2 separate regions of the Homo sapiens genome follow, and region 2 is linked to region 1. Evidence: read pairs that join two places in POLR2A ChIA-PET (ENCODE). Cell type or tissue: MCF 10A. All regions are shown on one strand.

Region 1 (8,000 bases):
ACACAAAAATACCCAAGACATGGTTCCTGCCCTCAGGGGGTCTAGTGGGGAGAGGAAATGTGGCTATACGGGACTGATAGAGAAAGGACTTCAGTTGCTATCAGAGGGGTATCAATGCACAGAAAAATTCAGAGGAAAGAAAGGTGACTTCAGGCTGTGTGCACAGAAGATGCAGAGGCTGAGCTAGATGAGAATTCAAGGGCAAGGAGGGGTTGAAAATGTGGAGCCAGAAGACGAGCTCACTCCAGTAGACACAATAGGGTGGGTGGATCAGGCATGGAGGAGGGAGAACCAGTTATGTCACATCTGGGGACACTCCAGGACCCAACCAGCTGGAACCAAAGAGCATAGAACTGGGTAGGGGGCAAACGGGCTTTGTGGGAAGGTTATGGTCTCACTGTGAAGCCTCAAGTACCAGGCTAAGCTTCATTTGGCTGATATAAGTACTTAAAGGAGGAGGGTATTAGAAACTGGATTTTATAACTTCAAAATTTTATAACTCATGAGAAAAACCAAGTGGCCCAACAATTCTCCCAATGCATGTTCCTGAACACATGATTCAATTGTGTGTTGAAAACAAAGGGGAGTGGCTGAGTCCAGGCAGATGCCAGTTGACCACAGACCAGGTGGAGCTATTCAACCAGAACTTCCTGCAGCTCCTGGCACTCATTGTGTGAGGTTGATGCTAATGGCATTACCTCTAGGGGATGCTCACTGCAGGCTGGGCATTGCTAAGCCCCCCACCTTTTTTTTTTTTTGAGTTAGAGTCTCACTGTGTTGCCCAGGCTGGAGTGCAATGGCACGCTCTTTGCTCACTACAATCTCTCTCCTGCCTCAGCCTCCTGAGTAGCTAGGATTACAGGTGTGTGCCACCACACCCAGCTAATTTTTATATTTTTAGTAAAGACAGGGTTTCCCCATGTTGGCCAGGCTAGTCTCGAACTCCTGACCTCAAGTGATCCGCTCACCTCGGCCTCCCAAAGTGCTGGGATTACAGGCGTGAGACACCGTGCCCGGCCTGCTAAGCCCTTTACATGCATCATTTCATTGAATCCTCCTGGCAAGCCTATGACGTAGGCACTGTTTTATTATCCTCAGTTTGCAGAGAAGCAAAGAGAGCCCAGAATGGTTAGGTAACTTGCTCAAGATCACAGGGCTAGGACGAAGCCCTCTAACCAGGTCTAGTATGACTCCTGAGCCCATGCATTTAACCACTGCACCTCCCATTTCCCTAGCTAATAAGGAAAAACTAAGTGGCTGGCATTGGCTCCTACCCTTCTGGAGAAACCCAGCTCAATCTCTTTCAAGAAGGAGGCTCTGATGTTTATCAAAATGTGTATATGTTACATTTTATTGAAAACCTATTCTCACACATAAACACATCAGGCAAAAAAAAAAAAAGTAGATAAATTATTTTTCTTATCAGCAGCCAGTCACATATTTATATTAGTCAATTATTTTATTCTACCTCTGTAAAAATAAAAAAAAAAGGTTAAACCTGCAGGCACTGAACATCAAATTGAATTACAGGAAACTCCCTCCCCTTTCTCCACATTACCTACCCCCCAACCTGGCTCCTGCGTCTAATTTTATTAAGATGACTGTTTCTTCCTATGGAAAGCAATAAAATATTTTCAGCTCAGAACATAACAACTGACTCAAATGCAGAGCACACTCTGAGTGTGCTCAAGGGCTCAAGTCGTTCTTCAGGACATTTCCTGTTTTCCGATTAGCTACGCCTGCCTCTCACTCAGTTCTGCGGAGGTCACCACTGCAGTAATTAACCCCAATGCCAGCCTCCAAACAAGGTTTCCGGGAGAACTGAACAGCTCTCTTAGCCAAACCACCCGCCCTCTTGCGCGGAACCATTTCCTTTGCTGTTCACCTACCAGCCAGTGTGTCAGAACCTTATTGAAAAGGCCTGGCCCAGTGCGGTGCTTATACCTGTAATCCCAACATTTTGGAAGGCCAAGGCCAGAGGATCGCTTGAGTCCAGGAGTTCAAGACCAGCCTGGGCAACATAGTGAGACTTCGTCTCTACAAATTTTTTTTTTTTTTTTTTTTTTTGAGAGGGAGTCTCACTCTGTCGCCCAGGATCTAGTGCAGTGGTGCAATCTTGGCTCATTGCAACATCCGCCTCCTGTGTTCAAGTGATTCTCCTGCCTCAGCCTGCCGAGTAGCTGAGATTACAGGTGCCCACCACCATGCCCGGCTAATTTTTGTATTTTAGTAGAGATGGGGGTTTCACCATTTTGGTCAGGCTGGTCTCAAACTCCTGACCTCAAATGATCCACCCGTCTCGGCCTCCCAAAGTGCTGCAATTACAGGCGTGAGGCACCACACCCGGCCCATCTCTACAAAATATTTAAAAATTAACCAGGCATACTGGCATGCACCAATAGTCCCAGCTACTCAGGAGGCTGAGGTGGGAGGATTGCTTGAGCTTGGGAGGTCAAGGCTGCAGTGGCCACACCCCTGCACTTCATCCTGGGTGTTAGAGCAAGACCCTGTCTCAAAAAAAAAAAAAAAAAAAAAAGGCCTGAAAGACATCAGGACTCCTGAGACTGGCTTGCTACATCTGTGCCGGTGGTCAGCTGCGCTGGTTCATTTTAATGTCAAGTTGGCTAGGCTATGGTGGTGTCTAATTGTTTGGTCAAACATAAGTCCAGATGTTGCTGTCGAGGTATTTTGTAGATGTGATAAACATTTACACTCAGTTGACTTTAAGTAAAGCAAAATTACCCTCTATAATTTAGATGGGCCTCATCCAAACAGTTGAAGGTCTTAAAAGCAAAAACTGGTTTCCTGGAGAAGAAATTCTGCCTCTAGACTCTAACATAGAAACCCTGCCTGAGTTTTCTAAGCTGTGGAATTCAGACTAGAGATTGCAACATCAACTCTTACATGAATTTCCAGCTTGCTGGCCCGCCCTGCAAATTTCAGACTTGCTAGCCCCCACAACTGCATAAGCCAGTTCCTTAAAATCTCTCTTTCTGTCTCTGCACAAACACATGCACACACATCCCATTGCTTCTGCTGCTCTGGAGAATCCTGACTAGTCCAACCAATAACACCAGGTGCCCACGGAAGTAACACGATGGTAACACATTTGAAATGCTTCCAAATACACACCGTCTCACTGATCCTAAAAATCCTGCAGGGAAAAGCACAGATGTCGGCCCAGCCCCTCTGACTGAACTTTCATATCTGTGACTTCTCTTCCTTTGAGCTGTTATCTTAGGAAAATATAAGGCTGAACCCCCAAGCTCAGAGTCCCTCATATATAAACTGATGCATTCAGACGAGATATATAATCTCTAAGTTTTCCCCCAGACTTATGGTACATAACCTTTATGATGTGCCCCCCAAGTCCTGAACGGTTAGATTGCTGTGTCTTTCTGAAATGGCCTCAGGAAAAGTTAGGGTGCTGTCTACAAAAGCTCCCTAAGTAACTCAGCTCTTCGGTAGACAAAATAGAACAACAAGATCTCTAGGTTCAGCCAAGAGTCTACATTTGATCTCCCATTCAGAAGTACTTCTTCCCCTTTTCTAGGTCTCTGGGTCATGCCTCCTTTCTTTTGAGATATATAAAGCCCCATATGAATTCATCTGCCATTTTGCCTAACATTTCACACACCCCTGAACCACACCCATACATGGCTAGCACTTATTATTAAGTGCTCTGAACTGAGTCACTGTTCCCAGTACTTCCCATGGATTCTCTCACTTAATCTTCACAACTCTAACAGATAAATTCTATTATGATCATTCCCAGTTACAGAGGAAGAAACCAAGACACAGAGAGGTTAAGCAACTTATTAGAGGTCATACAGCTAGTAAGTGATGGAGCTGGGATTCAAACCCCGGTCGAAAGAGACAAAAAGCAATTAGTTTCCAAAGTTGGAGGATTAAGACAAGAGGGTGATGCCTTGAAGGCTGAGACTATGTATTATTAATATTGTTATTCCCCCCACAACGCTTACTACATAGTAATTTCTCCATGACGGAGTAAATTGGACTTCATAAGTTCATATAAGTGTGATTACTAGGCGGCTTTAATGATTAAATGAAAGAATGAATACAAAGTGCCCAGCCCAGGGCCTGGCACACAGTAAGCACTAAACAAATGAGAGCTATCAGATGATTTCTTTCTTTTTCTTTTCTTTTTTCTTTCTTTTTTTTCTTTTCTTTTTTTTTTTTTTTGAGATGACTGGAGTGCAGTGGCACAATCTCGGCTCACTGCAACCTCCACCTCCTGGATTCAAGCCATTCACCTGCCTCAGCCTCCCAAGTAGTTGGGACTGTAGGCATGTGCCACCATGCCCATCTACTTTTTGTATGTTGAGTAGAGATGGGGTTTTACCATGTTGGCCAGGCTGGTCTCGAACTCCTGACGTCAGGTGATCCGCCCACCTCCGCCTCCCAAAGTGCTGGGATTACAGGCGTGAGCCACCGCACACAGCTAGATGATTTCTTATTACAGCACCAGGGCAGCCTCCTTGCATCCCCCCAGGGAGTTCCCAGGCTGTGGAGCTCCGGAGGGCAGGGCCCCTGTGACTGGAGGAAGTGCCCTGTGAGGCTGGGACCGCCCTGGTGGAATATTTCTTCCACGTGGCTCCATTCCAGGCTTCTGAGTTTCCCTGGGGCAGCTGGCATGTGAGCAGTGACTGCTCCTCTCTGGCAGGCAGCCTGGCAGCCTCCAGGAGCTGGCTAATTTCTACTATCAACAAGGGGCAGAGAAGTTTCTGAGAAGGGCTGGCAGAAACGCCTCCACCCTGGGGACTTGAGAGACACCTGGGGGAGCACAGGGACACAGGGCCCATCAGGTGGACCCCTCTCCAGGAGTGTCTCTGACTTTGGCTTTCCAACCTTGGCTGCCCTATCGTTCCAGGAAGATGCTGCCAAACAGGTTCTAGGAGAAAGGCATTTTGGGCAAGTGGCAACAGGATACAAAGCGAGGCTGTTTGGGACATTTCTGAAACAGTCACTGATATCACTGATAAACAGAAATGCCCCAGCAAAAAGGCAGGAGGGGTGACTGCTCCCCTCTCCACACCCAGTGCCCCACTGGCCTCTGGGAATGACCTTTCAGATGTACAGGCTCTTGAATCAAACCCACATTTTCCAAGGGAGCTGCAGTGAAGTCCAGTCCATTTGAATGACTCAGCCAGAATCTGCTTCCTAAAAGCTGATGCTGGGGCGTGGTCATGTCCCAGCTCTGCTCACTGCCAGGGCTGCTGGGAAGGGCTCCCAGGAGGGCCAGGCACCTGGCTTGACTGCCTTGGTGTTTGTGTTGTGTGCTGGGCATATTAAACACATTCACGTCTGTTCCCTACAAGGGAGGCTGGGCGCAGTGCTCACACCTGTAATCCCAGCACTTTGGGAGGCCAGAGGTGGGAGATGGCTTGAGTCCAGGAGTTTGAGACCTGCCTGGGAAACATAATGAGACTCCATCTCTACAAAAAATTTAAAAATTAGCCTGGCATGGTGGCTTGCACCTGTGGTCCCAATTACTCACTTAGGAGGCTGAGGTGGGAGGATCACTTGAGCCCTAGAGATCAAGGCTGCAGTGGGCCGTGATCAGGCCACTGCACTCCAGCCTGGGTGACAGAGCAAGACCCTATCTCAAACAAACAAGCAAACAAACAAACAACAACAACAAAAATAGGAGATATGAGTATGCTCATTTTACAGATAAGGAAACTGAGGATCAGGGTTGTTAACTGACTTGCCCGAGATCATAGAGCCAGTAAGTGGCAGAGCTGAGCTTCAGACCCAAGTCAGCCTTGTTTCCAAACCTGTGCTCTTTTTTTTTAAATTTTATTATTATTATACTTTAAGTTTTAGGGTACATGTGCACAATATGCAGGTTTGTTACATATGTATACAAGTGCCATGTTGGTGTGCTGCACCCATTAACTCGTCATTTAACATTAGGTATATCTCCTAATGCTATCCCTCCCCCCTCCCCCGACCCCACAACAGTCGCCAGAGTGTGATGTTCCCCTTCCTGTGTCCATGTGTTCTCATTGTTCAGTTCCCACCTATGAGTGAGAACATGCAGTGTTTGGTTTTTTTGTCCTTGCGATAGTTTGCTGAGAATGATTAAAAAGTCAGGAAACAACAGGTGCTGGAGAGGATGTGGAGAAATAGGAACACTTTTACACTGTTGGTGGGACTGTAAACTAGTTCAACCATTGTGGAAGTCAGTATGGCAATTCCTCAGGGATCTAGAACTAGAAATACCATTTGACCCAGCCATCCCATTACTGGGTATATACCCAAAGGATTATAAATCATGCTGCTATAAAGACACATGCACACGTATGTTTATTGCGGCACTATTCACAATGGCAAAGACTTGGAACCAACCCAAATGTCCAACAACGATAGACTGGATTAAGAAAATGTGGCACATATATGCCATGGAATACTATGCAGCCATAAAAAATGATGAGTTCATGTCCTTTGTAGGGACATGGATGAAACTGGAAACCATCATTCTCAGCAAACCTGTGCTCTTAACTGCCACTGCAGGCAGAGGGTGCCAGGCGACCTGTCACTTTTTCAGACCTTCCAGTGGTGTGAACTTGGTCTACTTACTCCAGCTCTTCATATCTAGACTTCTTCATTAATAAAGATTGGTATCTAATGCCCAGGAATAATTCCTACCAACTATAGGGTTTACCATCTGCCAGGCACTCTTCTAAGGGCTTTGTAAATGTTACCTATTATTATTATGATCCTTATTCAAGGCACAAGAAAGTTAAGTAGCTTGTCCAGGATTACCTGCTAGTAAGAAACAAAGCCAGAATTTGAATATAGGTCTTCTGGCTCTGGAGCCACTCAACCTCTCTGGCTTCTGACTAGTATATTTCACATAATTTGCTAGAGAATGAATTAAGTCTCAAGTACTCAGCAAATACATTTCAAACCCAGCTGAGGAGGTAGGGCCTACAGTGCCTCTTAAGTCCCGAGTGTCCTCTAAAAAGGGGATACAAAAGCCCACCTGGTAGAATTGCAGCAAGGATCAAATGAGAAAGCATACCCATGCCCAAGACACAGGGGACATTACCAGGTGTTGGAATCAGAACTATCAACTGCTTCCTTCAGGCAAGCTTTGGGAGGATCCAGTCCTCTGTCCTTCCTCGCTCCAAGAGATGGTATCAAGAGAAAATAAAATAGTCACTTAAAACAACCTTGAAAACAAATGCAAAGCGCGGAGTGAAAAATCTTGATAATTAGATCCTATCCCTCCCAGGCCAAGAATTTCCAGTTGAATTTAACCTCAGCTTCAGACCCTGGTGTCTCATCATTAGTCATCTCTTTCACTGGAATTTTGGGCCCTGCCAGCAGTTTAATCTACTTTCCTCAACCCTCCTTCCTATGCTGTGCATGGCTTTCACCTCTGGGCGCTTTAGCAAGCTGGGCTGGTTGTTTGCTGCAGATCAGAGGGAGAGCTGGGAGTCAGGAGTGTTTGTGAGCTGTTGTTTGTCAGTGGGGCCTGGGACAAGGACAGAGGGTGGAATTAAAATGAGAAGACGCCAAGCACAAAGAAAACCAACCATATATGAAGCAGTGGGAAAAAGCAAAGGACCAAGCATCCCAAGACCCAGCTTCTAGTCCTTCCCTGCCTCTTTCTGGCTACACAGCTTTGGCCTCCCTTGATATCTGAGTCTAAATATCTTCATCTGCACAATCGGTATGAATATCTGCCTTCAGCACCTGCTTGTGTTGTTGTGGAGAACAGATAAGATTATACCCATGAGCCAGGTATGGTGGCTCACGCCCATAATCCCAGCATTTTGGGAGGCCGAGGTGGGTGGATCGCTTGAGGTCAGGAGTTCGAGGCCAGCCTGGCCAACTTGGTGAAACCCTGTCTCTATTAACAACACAAAAAATTAGCCGGGCATGGTGGTGCACTCCTGTAGTCCCAGCTACTTGGGAGGCTGAGGCAGGAGAATTACTTGAGCCTGGGAGGCAGAGGTTGCAGTGAGCCA
Region 2 (8,000 bases), 940 kb after region 1:
GGTCATATCTATCTTGGTCATGTTTTGAGGTCAGATGTCAGGCAATTTTAGATCTGGGAGGGGCTTTGGAGATAACAAATTCAACTAGTATACTCTTGAGTTCTTGCTCTCTGCCATGCATTGTGAATAGAGATGATTTAGAAAACTGTCCCTTACCTGCAGGTGGGGTGCAGGCTAATGGGGATTAAGTTTGAAGACAGATGCATATATATACATTGCAATTTCTGAACATTTTTTTTTTTTTTTGAGATGGAGTTTCCCTCTTTTGCCCAGGCTGGAGTGAAGTGGTGCCATCTTGGCTCACTGCAACCTCTGCCCCCCTGGGTTCAAGTGATTCTCCTGCCTCAGCCTCCCAAGTAGCTGGGATTACAGGCACCCGCCACCACGCCTGGCTAATTTTTGTATTTTTGGTAGAGACCAGGTTTCACCATGTTGGCCAGGCTGGTCTTGAACTCCTGACCTCAGGTGATCCACCCGCCTCAGCCTCTCAAAGTGCTGGGATTACAGGTGTGAACCACTGCCCCAGCCAACAATGTTATTTATAGGAGGCTTTCATATTATTAACAGTAGGCAGGAATTTTATTTTTTCTTTCATTTCCCATGTGTTTTAAGTAGGCAGGAATTTTGATTTAATTTGTAAATTTTTTTTACTTATAGACTAATAGAACTTAATATAGCTAGATGACATTCATATGGCCACATTATTCATATGTGTCAGAGCACTGGATTTGAAGTCAGAAAACAGGTGCCCTAAAGTTAATTTCTCTAAGCCTCATTTTTCCTGATAGAGGTCTGAATGTCAAGACTCTAGGAGTCAGTGCTTCCTTTATATGACATTCTTGGGAAAGAAAGGGCAGAGTCAGAGAGGCACAGTTTTTCTTAAATGAATTCTGAACACCTTAAAGGCAGGAACTGTGACATTCATCTCTGAATCTATAATACCTAGCCACTGGTATGAAGAACACCATTCAGATTGGGTTGAATAGGTAGCTTTCATGGATTCCCTTTTACTGTGCTCTAGCTAGGTAGTGTAATTTTGAGCAGAATCTCCATCCTCAGTGAAAATAATCAGAAATTACCCCTGTCTCACAACACAACCCAAGAGATCCAACCCTACCCCTAAATGCATAGTTGCTATTCTCAACTCTGAAGCTCCAGGTGAGGGCTCTCTTTGGAAGTGGCTTGTTTGGGATGGAATCTTGTTCTTGGGTGCAACCCTTACTCCCACTTCATTTTTTTAGATGAGGAATCTCATTGTCTAAAGAAGGTAATTTAGTTAGCTAGTGGCATGCTGGGATTTGAAACCAGGATTCCTGATTTCCCAATCCATGTTTATGTTCAGTCTACAACCTTTGTTCACTTTATGGCTCTTTTCTCTCCCACCTATTTATCCTCCATGCTTTCCTTCTTCTTCCCTTCCCACTTCGTTCTTCTCTTTCCCTTAATTAGGCAAAAATCTATACGAGAAACCTTAAAAAAAAAACAGTTTTATGTTTACTTAAGTAAAGAGGGGGGAGCATTTTACACAATGTATCTATTACTACATAGTATTATGTTAAGACACATCATTTTGGTAGATATATAGGAAAAACAGGAATTCATTTAGAATATGACTGCTTTCATTTGGAGGGCCTTAGTGGTCATCTCCCACTTTCCTTCCCTTCCACATGAGGTGAGTTCTATTTCAGTCCCTACTGGGGGCTTGCTTCAGCTTCACATGGACACCTTTCTGTGTTTATGGTGACTTGGCTGTCAGAGCCCTAAAAGTAACATTCCCTCAGATCCTTGACCCTTTCCTGTCTATAAAAATTGAAATGCAGCTGGGCGCAGTGGCTCACGCCTGTAATCCCAACACTTTGGGAGGCTGAGGCGGGTGGATCACCTGAGGTCAAGAGTTCGAGACCAGCCTGGCCAATGTGGCGAAACCCTGTCTCTACTACAAATACAAAAAAATTAGCTGGGCGTGGTGGTGGGTGCCTGTAATCCCAGCTACTAAGGAGGCTGAGGTAGGAGAATTGCTAGAACCCTGGGGGGAGGTTGCAGTGAGCTGAGATCGTGGCACTGCACTCCAGCCTGGGTGACAGATTCCGTCTCAAAAAAAAAAAAAAGTTGAAATGCTAGATGGGTACCACTCAGCAGTAAGGAGGAGTGAAAGCTTTTTTGAAGTCTTTTGTGTTTCCAAGCTTGCCTTAATTCCCCAAAGATCCATTTGTTACTCTTTTTAAAAAATAGTTCTAAGCTGGGCATGGTAGCGTATGCCTGTAGTCCCAGCTACTCTGGAGGCTGAAACAGGAGGATTGCCTGAGTCCAAGAGTTCAAGGCTGCAGTGAGCCATGATTGAGTCACTGCACTCTAGCCTGGGTGACAGAGTGAGACCATGTCTCTTAAAAAAAGTTCTAAACCGTTTTTGTGGGTTCTTCAAGTAAATTCATGTCTTGTTTTCTAAGTAGAATGGTTTATTTTTTACATAGATAGACTCTTTCATAGTTTTCTGTTTGTTTGTTTTTAGGCCATTTAATAGTTTTGAAGCTTGTTAGGATTGCATTGGCATAGTTACTGTTTTTAAAAACATAGACACTTATCTGTGTTTCCTGGTAGTGCTGATTTTTTTTCCCAAGTCTTTATATGAATTTGGTGAATAAAGGGCATTGCTAAGGTAGGGAAGGAATAATTGGAGATTTTTTTCCCTTTATCTGAAAAGAAAATTGACTTTATAGATTTTGAAACATACAGATCCATGTGGCTTTCTCTGTAGTTGTTGACTTCTGAAACTTCCTAAATATTGTGGCAAAAGCTATTTTCACAGAGCTCTTTTTACAATGGTTGGGTTGAGTAGGAAAAACTAAAGGCTCTTTTAGTGATTTCTTTTTACATCTAGATAGTCTCCATTCTCCCTAATATGAAAACCAATGAAGTTTTTTTGTTTTTATTAAATATGACATGGAAAAATCTAAATTCCTATAGGTATAGTTTTTTCTTAATTTAAGGTTCTCAGAAACAACAAAGTCAGCCACGTCCTTTTTTCCACCTAGAATTTGTGCTAGTTGACAAAATCATAATTCATCCATCTGACTGAGCCATCATAAACATCTCTGTCCTATAAGTCTCCCTTACTTGTTCCATAGTGCCTCCACCAGTCAACTAAAATAAAAAACGACAGTTTCAAAGTGAGTTTCTCAAAAAAAATTCCTTTCTCAAATCACTAAAGAAAAGGCAAAATATGAAACTTCTGATGTTTTAAAAGATTTTAAAAGCTCCCCAAAGTGGGCAGCTTTTTAATACTCTGATATAATTATTTACAAGGAGAATGAAGGAAGAATCTATTGAATTCAAACCTGTTTTGTTCAGGATCAACTGTGCTACTATAATTAATGTTTAAAATTTTAGGAAAACTGAAAATAATACGTAATTAATTGCTCTAGAATAAACACAAAAGTCTATTAGGATTTTAGAATGTTGTGAAGCTACCATTATGTTAAATTGGGGAGCTAGCTCAAGAGCCTTTTATATCTTTTCCCTGTGTGTCACTCCTTCCCCTACCTCAGATCCCGTATTTTCTTTTAAAAACCCCCCAAAAAACAACACTCTAGGGACCTACACTAAAGCACCGGAAATCCAGCATTGGTTCAGGACTTCAACTTAGGAATTTGTGGCTTTCATTCAGCTGGCAGATTAGAGATGTGATAACCTGAATACAAATTAGGTAGAACGTATTCAGAAACTCTGATTTTTGTGGAAGTAAGATAATTTAAGCACTCAAACATATTACTTTGAAGTGCTAAATTAAATTAACTTTTTTTTTTTTTTTTTTTTGAGACAGGATCTCATTCTGTCATCCAGGCTTGGAATGCGGTGGCACGGCTCACTGCAGCCTCAGACTCCTGGGCTCAATTGATCCTTTCAGCTCAGCCTCCCAAGTAGCTGAGACTACAGGCATGCACCACTACGACCTGCTAATTTTGTTTTGTATTTTTTATAGAGACAGGGTTTTGCCATGTTTCTCAGATTGGTCTCAAACTCCTGGGCTCAAGTGATCTGCCCGCTTTGGCCTTTTAAAGTGCTAGGATTATAGGCATGAGCTACGCATCTGGCCAAATTAACATTTTTTACTACACACTTGTAAGCAAAGCAGACTATTATTATAATACTAACTTGGAGTTACTTGTTTGATAGAAATCTCTACATTATCCAAAATGGCCATAGAGATTAATTTTTAATTTTTAAAATCTTTTATTTTTAAATAGTTTTAGATTTGTAGAAAAGTTGCAAAGGTAATACCAAGAGTTTCCACACCCCTCCCCCAGTTCCCCTTTGGTTAACATCACCTTATATTTATGGTACATTTGTCACAACTAAGGAACTAACATTTGTACAATGTTATTAATTAAACTTCACATTTTATTCATTATAGAGATTTTGACTAAAAGGTTTTTATTTGGGGAGTGGTTGTGTTACTTTTAAGTGAAAGTTTTTACTTTTAAGTTTTTAGATCTTTTAAGTGGAAGGAACTTCTATGATCACCTTATTCATGCCTTAATACTCCATGGAAAGCCAATGATGCTGTTGACAGATAAATAATCTTTTATTTGCTAGATATGATCTAACAAGATGGTATTAATTTAATATTGGAAATGAGTTATGCATGGTAACTCATTGTTTAACCTAGAACAATGATATTCAAAGCTTTTCACTGCACACTATTTAGGGGCAGTATTTACAAGATTTAAAAACCAGTACCTGTTTGCCTCTGGGAAAAAATATGAAAGTGTATCTTAGTTCTACATAATTTCACAGTTTTCTAAAATTATTTTCATATGTGTTTTTTTTCTTTTCTTTTGTTTCAGAGATGAGGTCTCACCATGTTGCCCAGGCTGGTGTCGAACTCCTGAGCTCAGGTGATCTGCTCACCTCTGCCTCCCAAAGTGCTGGGATTGCAGGTGTGAGCCATCGTGCCCAGCCACAGTTTTTTTTTGGTTGTTGTTCTTGACATATTACTGTGACCTAGGAAGGGTAGGGTTTATTTTTATTTTACAGTTATTTGTCCAAAGTCAGATAGCTAATTAATGTAAGAATTACAACTAGACTGTAGATCTGTTCCTAGGGCTTGAAGCTAATACACTGATTTCTATGAATTATAAATTTAAGAGCAAAAACTTAGCTTTTGGTGTAGTGAAAATACAATGCCTGAGAGATAAGTAACTTGGTTTTTGTCCTAGGTAACAACTTCTGCCATTAAATAATTCTGTTACCTTGGACAAATCACTAAATTTCTGGACTTCGGTTTCCTTATCTATGAAATTGGGAGATTCAGAGTCCCTTCAGTTCTAATATCATGGTATTATAATACACAATTCTGTTGCACACACAGTAGTGGACCACAAATATTTACTGGTTAAATACTACAAATGTGAACTGAGTTAAAGAGAAAGCTGAAAAAAAACAGAATTTTTTTTTCCCTCTGTAAAATGAGAGGCATGCCAGAGATAGGACTATTCCTTTCAACTCTAAATTCCACCTTTAATGTTTCTTTTAGCAAAGGTCTAACTCTGCCTTAGGGTAATCATGATAGAAATATCAGTGATCTTTGTTTAGTTTTTCATGTGAAGATGGCACAGTGCATCAGCTCTTCTTTCTTTTCTGTAGCAAATTCTAGATCTATTTTTTCTTATTTCTTTGAGGTGGGGAGGAGTAGTGAGAGAGAGAATGGGGTAATAAGTACATTTTAGTTAATCAATTAACTGGAATTTAAGCCTTTAACTTCCAGACCATGAGTTATTTCATGAAGGTTGCCACTGTAGCACTTTGATGAACTAGTGCAGTTGTTTGTAGCTTTTGGTATATTCAAAATCACCTGAAAGCACCCAGATATAGTGGCTCATGCCTGCAATCCCAGCACGTTGGGAAGCTGAGGCAGGAGATTTGCTTGAGGCCAGGAGTTCCAGCCTGGGCAGCATAGCAAGACCCCATCTCATTTTATTTAAAAAAATTTAAAAATCACCTAAAAACACATTTAAAAAATTAGATTCTCTAATTCACAGCCTCCGCCTAGTCAGATTCAGGAGACCTATTATTTGGCTGGTGAATTTGCATTTTTAGAAAGTTGCGTGGTTGGGCCCAGTGGCTCATGCCTGCATTCGGAGCCCAAGGTGGGGGGACTGCTTCAGCCAAGGAGTTCAAGGCTGCCTAGGCAACATAGTGAGAGGCTGTCTCTTCAAAAAATAAAAAAACTAGCTGGGCATGGTTGTGTGCACCTGTAGCCACAGTTACTCGGGAGGCTGAAGTGGGAGGATCACTTGAGCCAGCGAGGTCGGGGCTGCAGTGAGCTATGGTCACACCACTGCCTTCCTGCCTGGATGGCAGAGTGAGACTGTCTCCAAAAAAAAAGAGAAAATTGCTCACAGTTGATTCAGATTGTCAACTAGGTTTTAGTGAATTGCTTAATCCTAGGTGGCATCTTCAAATTACAGGATGGTATGGTGCTTAAAAATGCTGGTTCTAAAGTTAGGCTGCTTGGGTTTGAATTAGCTTACTAGCTCTTTAATTCTGGACTTCTCTGGATCTTAGGCAACTCATCCATAAAATGGGGATAATAATAATGCCTAATTCATGGGATTGCCATGAGGGTTAAATAATATTTTACATTCTTTGTTTTAACTATGTGGCATATAGTGAAGATTCAAATGTTATTATTCAGACAGTAGCAAGACTACTATAACACCTTCCTCAGCTTCACCACTGAAATCCACTGATTTGAAGAAAGGAAGATACTGGATGAATTTTTGTGTCCTGTCTGGGGAAACGTTACACAATTTGTGCAGAAGAAGATTTTTAAACATAATTTATACATGGGATTGGATGGATGTTAAAATAGATTCTGATGTAGTGATATGACATTTCCCGAAGTCTTGAAGCTTTGACTAAAAAGCAAATCTGAGAAGGAACCGAAAGGAATGCTGAGAAAGATTAAAATATTTGTATCTTTTATTGTCTTAAGGAACTTTTATAGACAGGCAAAGCCAATTTTTTAGTTTAAGTCCATGAAATGTTTAACTTGGCTTACTCATGCATTTCATACTTAGTATGTTGTGGTAGGAAGGTTTTGGGAAAGAGTGGAAACATTTGGAGATTTTGAGACGATACATCTGTTATCCATCTCTAAATGTATGCAGAAAGGCAAAGTGTGTCCTTTTTGAGACAGCTTTTTTCTCCCTAGGAACTCTGTTAGCTACACTATGAGTTATCTTCAGATAGTTATGGCTGATAGTTGCTTGGACCCTACTACAGTGATTCTTAAATTTAGTGTTTAAAATTACTTGGAAGGGGGAGGGTTGTTAAGAATGCAGATTCCTTGAGACCCAAGTAGATCCTGGGTGGGGTCCACCAGGAATCCAACTTTTTAAAAAGACCCCCAGGTGATTCTGATGCAGGCGATTCCCCGACTATAACCACTGAAATACTGGGCTGGTTAATAGGCAGGTCTCCTCAGGTAGTGACTGAAAGTACAACACACCTTTATAGCTCACATTGCTTTACTGATTTAAAATTGGGTCATATTCAGGTACTATGTAATTGATGAGTATAAACAGAGGTGTATAATAGAGAACAGATTCAAAATACAAATCTTTAAGTACTTTGCTAGCCTTTACTTGGATGAGAAATTATTTCGGACAAATTCATTCTTGGCTTCCTTTTTATTAATGGGAAAAATCTTTTATTTTCATTTTATGCTGTTTAGATAGCCATGCTTGCCTGTCTTGTGAAAAGCTTTAACTTGTAAGATTTTCCTCAGGTCTACTCAGTTTGTTGGCATACCTTTACCTTTCTTATAGCCTATGAAAAAAGTGTTATTTTTCCTTCCTTCTGCTGCTATTTGTAATTCTTTTCCGTGCCTTTAAGAAGAAATCCTGCACACTGCACATGGTTTTCTCCCCTCCAACATTTGCTGCTTCAGCCTTTCTTATGCTTCTTATTTCTGTGGCCAAAATAAGAAAGAGAGGGAA

Evidence for each region. Peaks named below come from ENCODE experiments on the same cell type or tissue, not always from the same donor. Only the 100,000 strongest peaks of a DNase experiment are listed, where the experiment ranks them.
Region 2: POLR2A ChIA-PET joins it to region 1 with 6 read pairs; 2 of 35 experiments call an interaction of 5 or more read pairs at or near these places.

Annotation. Positions count from the first base shown.
Region 1 is chr10:93,461,351-93,469,350 of GRCh38, forward strand. The region is part of intron 1 of MYOF (myoferlin); the gene reads right to left. Among named protein-coding and RNA genes, the nearest start is that of MYOF, 17 kb to the right of the region's middle. RefSeq lists an enhancer at 7,964-8,000. In MCF 10A, no CTCF peak of the experiment used is centred here; DNase peaks (open chromatin) are centred at 621, 4,601, 5,191, 7,351 and 2 weaker places.
Region 2 is chr10:94,405,582-94,413,581 of GRCh38, forward strand. The region is part of intron 1 of TBC1D12 (TBC1 domain family member 12); the gene reads left to right. Among named protein-coding and RNA genes, the nearest start is that of TBC1D12, 7.0 kb to the left of the region's middle. In MCF 10A, no CTCF peak of the experiment used is centred here; no DNase peak of the experiment used is centred here.